Linked DNA regions of Homo sapiens: region 2 is linked to region 1. The links are chromatin loops, found by intact Hi-C in ENCODE. Cell type or tissue: B cell. All regions are shown on one strand. Links, peaks and the distances in the headings refer to the core of each region. The heading gives the core; the rest is flanking DNA. Region 1 has its middle 7.7 kb from the start of TLR8-AS1. Region 2 has its middle 46 kb from the start of LINC02154.

Evidence for each region. A loop is a pair of places that touch in the nucleus more often than their neighbours do. Peaks named below come from ENCODE experiments on the same cell type or tissue, not always from the same donor. Only the 100,000 strongest peaks of a DNase experiment are listed, where the experiment ranks them.
Region 2: it touches region 1 in a loop (3-fold over the local background); 4 of 110 quality-filtered maps call a loop at or near these places.

Annotation. Positions count from the first base shown.
Region 1 is chrX:12,949,517-12,952,434 of GRCh38, reverse strand. No RefSeq gene overlaps it. Among named protein-coding and RNA genes, the nearest start is that of TLR8-AS1, 7.7 kb to the right of the region's middle. RefSeq lists enhancers at 1,071-1,300, 1,231-1,525, 1,931-2,225 and cis regulatory regions at 1,154-1,583, 1,853-2,265. In B cell, for the core only: CTCF peaks have their summits at 1,187 and 1,389 (motif pointing left); DNase peaks (open chromatin) are centred at 644, 1,374 and 2,094; H3K4me3 peaks cover 1,732 bases; H3K27ac peaks cover 2,404 bases.
Region 2 is chrX:13,255,737-13,258,654 of GRCh38, reverse strand. No RefSeq gene overlaps it. Among named protein-coding and RNA genes, the nearest start is that of LINC02154, 46 kb to the left of the region's middle. RefSeq lists an enhancer at 1,243-1,292. In B cell, for the core only: no CTCF peak of the experiment used is centred there; DNase peaks (open chromatin) are centred at 1,214 and 1,834; H3K27ac peaks cover 1,847 bases.

The DNA.
Region 1 (2,918 bases), core at 211-2,710:
TGGTGGCTCACGCCTGTAATCCCAGCACTTTGGGAGGCCAAGGCAGGCGGATCACAAGGTCAGGAGTTTGAGACCAGCCTGGCCAACATGGTGAAACCCTGTCTCTACTAAAAATACAAAAATTAGCCAGGCTTGGTGGCGTGCACCTGTAATCCCAGCTACTCGGGAGGCTGAGGCAGGAGAATTGCTTGAACCTGGGAGGCGGAGGTTGCAGTGAGCTGAGATCACACCACTGCACTCCAGCCTGGGCAACAGAGCAAGACTCCGTCTCAAAAAAAATTTATAATAATAATAAATTAAAAGGCAGATTAATTGGAGAAAAAGCATACAAATTTATTGTGCACATGGAGGAGAACCATAGAGTGATTACCAATCCCCGCAGTGGGGTACAGAAGCCTTGAGGTTACAGAAAGACTGGAGGCTTGGATCTTGGCAAAGAGATTATGGCATGGGGAGAAGAGGAGGCCTGGCTGGCAAAGGCGTTCTTGTTACATAGGAGAAATCTCAGAGGTAGCCGCTCTCAGACAGAATAGATAGTAAATGTTTCTTTCAGACCTTTAAAGGTATCAGACTCTCAGTTTTTCCTAGATATGGACAAGAGAGAGCCTCAGAGAAAGCCTGGCTGTATCAACGTAGTTTTTCTCTGCAGATGCAAATCTTCGCCACATGAGACAGTTTTGTAGGGCTGCTTCTGTTTGCGGGCCCTGTGAACAGCCATCTCAAAATATGTCAAAGAAATATATTTTGGGGTAAAATATGTTGATTCCTTCACTGGGCTTGAGGTGCCCCACTCCCAAGTTTGAGAGAAGAATCTGGGAGAGGTTTGGGAGATTTTTTTCTTTCTGGTTTTAATTGCACTCTGTTTCCTCCAGAGTTTACAGTTATTATTATTACTGTGTGATCTAATTATGTGCAAGCAACATAATCACAGAACTGATTATGCCTCTGAAAATTGGAAGGGAATATTTTGGGGGAAAAACCCAAATTGAGAAATGACTGAGTTTATAGCCAGTAACAGCTGTTGTTTTTAGGAAGTTAAATCGATTTCTTTTGCTCAAAGAGTTTCTACTTCCTGAAGAGATGTACCCTGTTTTCTATGGGTGCAAAGGCAGTCTGTGTACATCATGATACTCCATACGGGCCTGATGGCGCTCAAACAGAAGGCCAGGCCAGCAGGCATCAGAAGCTTTTCCTTTCCCCCAGTTTCCTGTTTCCAGATCGTATTCCAAAGCTATAATTTCTACTTACCTTGAAGACCTTCAGTTTTCCCTGTTTCCTTCCTCTACTCCCTGAGCCTCTCACTATGAGATCCCTAGAGTGTGGTTGTAACGGCCTCCTCTAGCGGGTGCCCAGGCCCCAGTCTGCTCTGCTCCACACTTCCCCCTAGGGGCAGTTCTCTGCCTGCGTCCATGCTACCCCCTGCTTCTAAACCTTCCAGCGATCCTCAACACCAGTCGCCTATAAAGTACAAGGGCCTTGCACTTTATAGTTGGCCTTCAGGGAGGGCACAGTTTGCAGCCAGTACTGCCTACCAGCACACTTCTGTTTCCTTCAGCTCACCAAAGCTTTAGCCATGAGAGTTTATCATTCCTTCCTCATCTTCCTGTCCACGCCTGTATTTCCAGATCATTCACACTGTGCCCTCTGCCAGGAATGCCTTAGTCTCATTTCCAACCTCACGGCCACCTTAGGAGACAGCTCTTGTGGCATAGATGTTAAGATGGAAGGTTCTGGAGTCAGGCTGCAGGATTTGTATACTAATTCTGCCCAGGGTGTGCAGCCTGTGCAGTCACATAAGAGCCACACTAAGGAGGGCTCCGGGCTTGGTTTTTTGCTCTGCTACCACCATCTTGAAATTCTTAATCATTTTTGAACCAGGGCACTGGACTTGCAAACTATGTAGCCAATTCTGCTTCTGACACTGACAAACTGTCTAACTATAAAATCAGGATGACAGTGAAGGCTTAGAACAGGGTCAGGCACTTTGGAAGCGGTCAGTGAATGGGAGCTATCATTATCCCCATCTTACACACCAGGAAAGAGGCTCAGTGAGTTGCTCCACACCCCACAGCTGTCACGTGACAGAAACGGTGACGTGGCTTACTTTCACTTCCCACGCCGATGTGAACTTTCCTACGTAGCCCTGACTCTTTGTAGCACGTGGTCATGTCTGCTCTCAGTGTATTATGTGGCAGTATTTAAAGGCTGCTCATACTGCCTTTGTTCCTTTAGAAGTAAGCAAAGCACAGAGTTAGTATTTCTCACACTTGAAAAATGAGAACAGTAAATCAGTGACTGCCTTAAACATCCAAATCCAATTATGACCTTTGCTGAGACAAAGATGCTGGCATCAGAGTCTGGAGTCTGGGGCTCTGTGAACCCACACACCATGCCTGTCCCTCTTCAGTCTGGAGCCAGAATCCTCCCTTTCCCACAAAAGACAAAAGATGCTAACAGATGCACGCTGGTTTCCGGAGGAAAAGGCCACTTCTGTGAGCCAGTGGGAAGACGGGAAGTCTTTCCTGCAGGAAGGGGGTAGGTAGCTCAGGATACTAGCAGGAGATGCTTTTAATTGTTCTGCAACAGTGACAGCTCAGCATCGTGATTCCTGGTGGTGCTGGGGTGCAGTACTATTGTTAATGTCAGCTCCCATTCATTCATTCCTCTATTTTCACACTCACACATTCTGAATGCAGTTATTATGCTGTGGTCTTGGGGAAGGAGCTGTGCTAGTGGAAAGTGATGCAAAGTGAAAAGAATATTCTTGCCACTTGGGGATTAGGGAGAAAACCAGCAAGTATGCAAAGATTCACAACCATCTGGTGAGTGCCTAAAGCCAGATATTATCAGAACTCGGGTAAAACCAGAGGCCTAGAAAAGGCAGGAAAAACATGGCTCCCTCAAGAGGTGAAATTTGA
Region 2 (2,918 bases), core at 217-2,716, 310 kb before region 1:
TAATAATAAAGGAGCCAGTTTAGTTTGTGTGCCTATAATCCAGAAGAAAGGTGTTTCAGTGTACAGTCAGAGACGATAACCACTAATCCTGCCTCTGGGCTGAGGATGGGACATTGAACAACTGTTTTATTCCTTATTCCTTAGTATTTATTTTATAGAGTTGAATCTCCAACCCCTCATCTACTTACCCACCATACTATCTGTGTAACTACAGTTAACATGCAGTAGCCAAGACAGTGACTCTCAATGTGGGAAGGGGGTGATTTTGTTTCCCAGGGAACATTTGGCAATGTTTGGAGACGTTTTGAGTTATCACAACTGGGGAAGGGGTGCTACTGGCATCTAGTGGGTAGAAGCCAGGGATGCTGCAAAACATCCTACCACGCACGGGACAATGATGCAGTCCAAAATATCAATAGTGCTGAGGTGAAGAAATCCTGGTCTAGAGCAGTGGTTTTCAACCCTCAATGTTCATTAGAGTCACTTGGGAAACTTTAAAAAATCCCTATGCCCTGGTCATTCCCCAGGCCAACTAAATCAGAAACTCTGAGATTGGGGCCCAACCCAGGTTTTGGTGCTTTTTAAAGAGATCTCCAAGTGATTCTAATATGAAGCCAGAGTTGAGAGCTACTGGCATAAAGATAGTCCAAAATATCCTATTCTTAAGCCCTCAACATATCTGACTCCTATGAACATCCATTTTGTGTCTCTCATGCAGTCTTCTGCCAAAACCATGTCCCTGTCTTTTACTTAGTCTATTTGTCACTGCAGGGCTCTTGAAACCTGTCAGACACCTAAATATGGAAACAATAGACACTGGGGACTACTAGATGACAGAGGGAGGGAGAGGGGCTAGCGTTGAAAAACTAACTGTTGGGTCCTATGTTCACCACCCGGGTGAAGGGATCAGATCATTCACATCCCAAACCTCACTATTATGTAATACGCCATGTAACAAACCTACACATGTACTCCATGAATCTAAAAGTTGAAATTATATATATAATATTTATAAATATTAACATATATTTATAAATGTTATGTATACATATACATTATGTATATGTATATGTATATGTATATGTATATGTATATGTATATGTATATGTATATGTATATGTGTGTATATATAGGAACCTGTCAGGCAAAGATAGGTTTTGGCTTTACCCTATCAAACGAAAGGGGATTTCAGAGGGCTTCTCTGGTAAACCACACCGTAGAATGCTTCCTACCCACTGGGGAAACCCAAGTTAAAAATGGTTAACAGGAAATCTAGTTGAGGGATATAATTAGCAATTATTAGCTCTTCGGTGGCTGTATTCATATTACATGAGATTATTCAGTAGCAGGAAAGGCTAGACTTATATCAAGTCTGTTTAGCTTAATAAAGCCAAAAAGAACAGTTGTTTTTGCATTTTTAGGTGGAAAAAACACACATTCTGAAGTTGCTCTTGTTAATTTGTTGAATGTTGTTGGAAAAGATGTTTCGCCAGAAGAAATAAAATTTCATAGTTTTTGTGAGAGATCAAAACACATTGCCTATGTCATCCTTTAATTGTCAAAAGATAATAAACAGAACTTTCTTACCCTGTTTCACTTAAGACTAACAGCTTGGAGGAAAAAAAATCAGAGGCCTTTGTTTTCTGCAAATTCACTGGGCAGCCATGTACAGTCTGGTGGTTCAAAGCTTTCATGATCTGTCCTCTGAGAACTTTGGAAAAACAACCCATGAGTACACAAGACTTTCTTTTTAAATTGGATTATTCTTTAATGAGGGTATGATTTGCTCAGGGTTATGTCAACTCCAAGCACCCTAGTTATGCTTCTTGGTGAGAATGTACAAGCCTCTCAGCACAGCTCAGCTTCTCTCTGTTGCATCTCTATCAAGGTCCTGCCTAGCAACAGCTGAAGGGAGCAGTTGAATGAAGATGTTCATTAATGCAGATGAGTGGCTTGTTGGCACAAGAACTTTCCAGCTAGAGCTGGGGGCAGAGTCCCTGACTCTTTCATCTTAAACACTGTGATACTGCTCACTTTAGGCTGGAGCTTCTCGGTGACATTCGGGGCTGGCCATTCTTAGTTGTGGGGGCCTGTCCTGGGCATTGGAGAATGTTTAGCAGCATCCTTGGGCCCTACCCACTAGATGCCAGTATCACCTCCAAGTGGTGACAACCAAAGATGTCTCTAAACATTGCCAAATGTCCCCTGGGGGACAAAATTACTCCCATTTCAGAACCTTTGTTACAAACTTATCAACTTCTAGCCGATAGTTTCAACAGGGAACTGCTGTAGGGCTTTAAATGTGTGAAACAATGAGATGAGGGAGGGGGCTTGTGATGTGATCTGATTGCTGCTTTGAGACGGTCCCTTGGCTGCTGCTTGCAGGGAGAAAGGAGACAAGAAGGTATTCCAAGAGACTTGCTCAATTCATGGTATTAGTCCAGGAAAGAGGGGATAATGGCATAGAGTGGGATTTTAGCAGTAGGAATGGAGAAGAAAGGAGGCATTGGAGAAATGTTTGGAGAGAGAGCTACAAGCCACCAGAACAAGTTGATGGACTAGAAAATATGTGGACAAAACAGATCAGCATCCAAGATGGCTCTTAGATTGTTGGTGCTCAGTACTACGTACTGACATGTAGAATATAGCAGGAGAAACTGGTGGAATGGGGGAATTCTTGGAGAGGTAGGGAGAATCAAGAATCCTGCTTTGGACGGGGCACAGTGGCTCACACCTGTAATCCCAGCACTTTGGGAGGCCAAGGTGGGAAGATCATTTGAGGCCAGGAGTTTGAGACCAGCCTGGCCAATATGGTGAAACCCCATCTCTACTAAAAATACAAAAATTAGCTGGGTGTGGTGGCACACACCTGTAATTCCAGCTACTCGGGAGGCTGAGGCAGGAGAATCACTTGAACC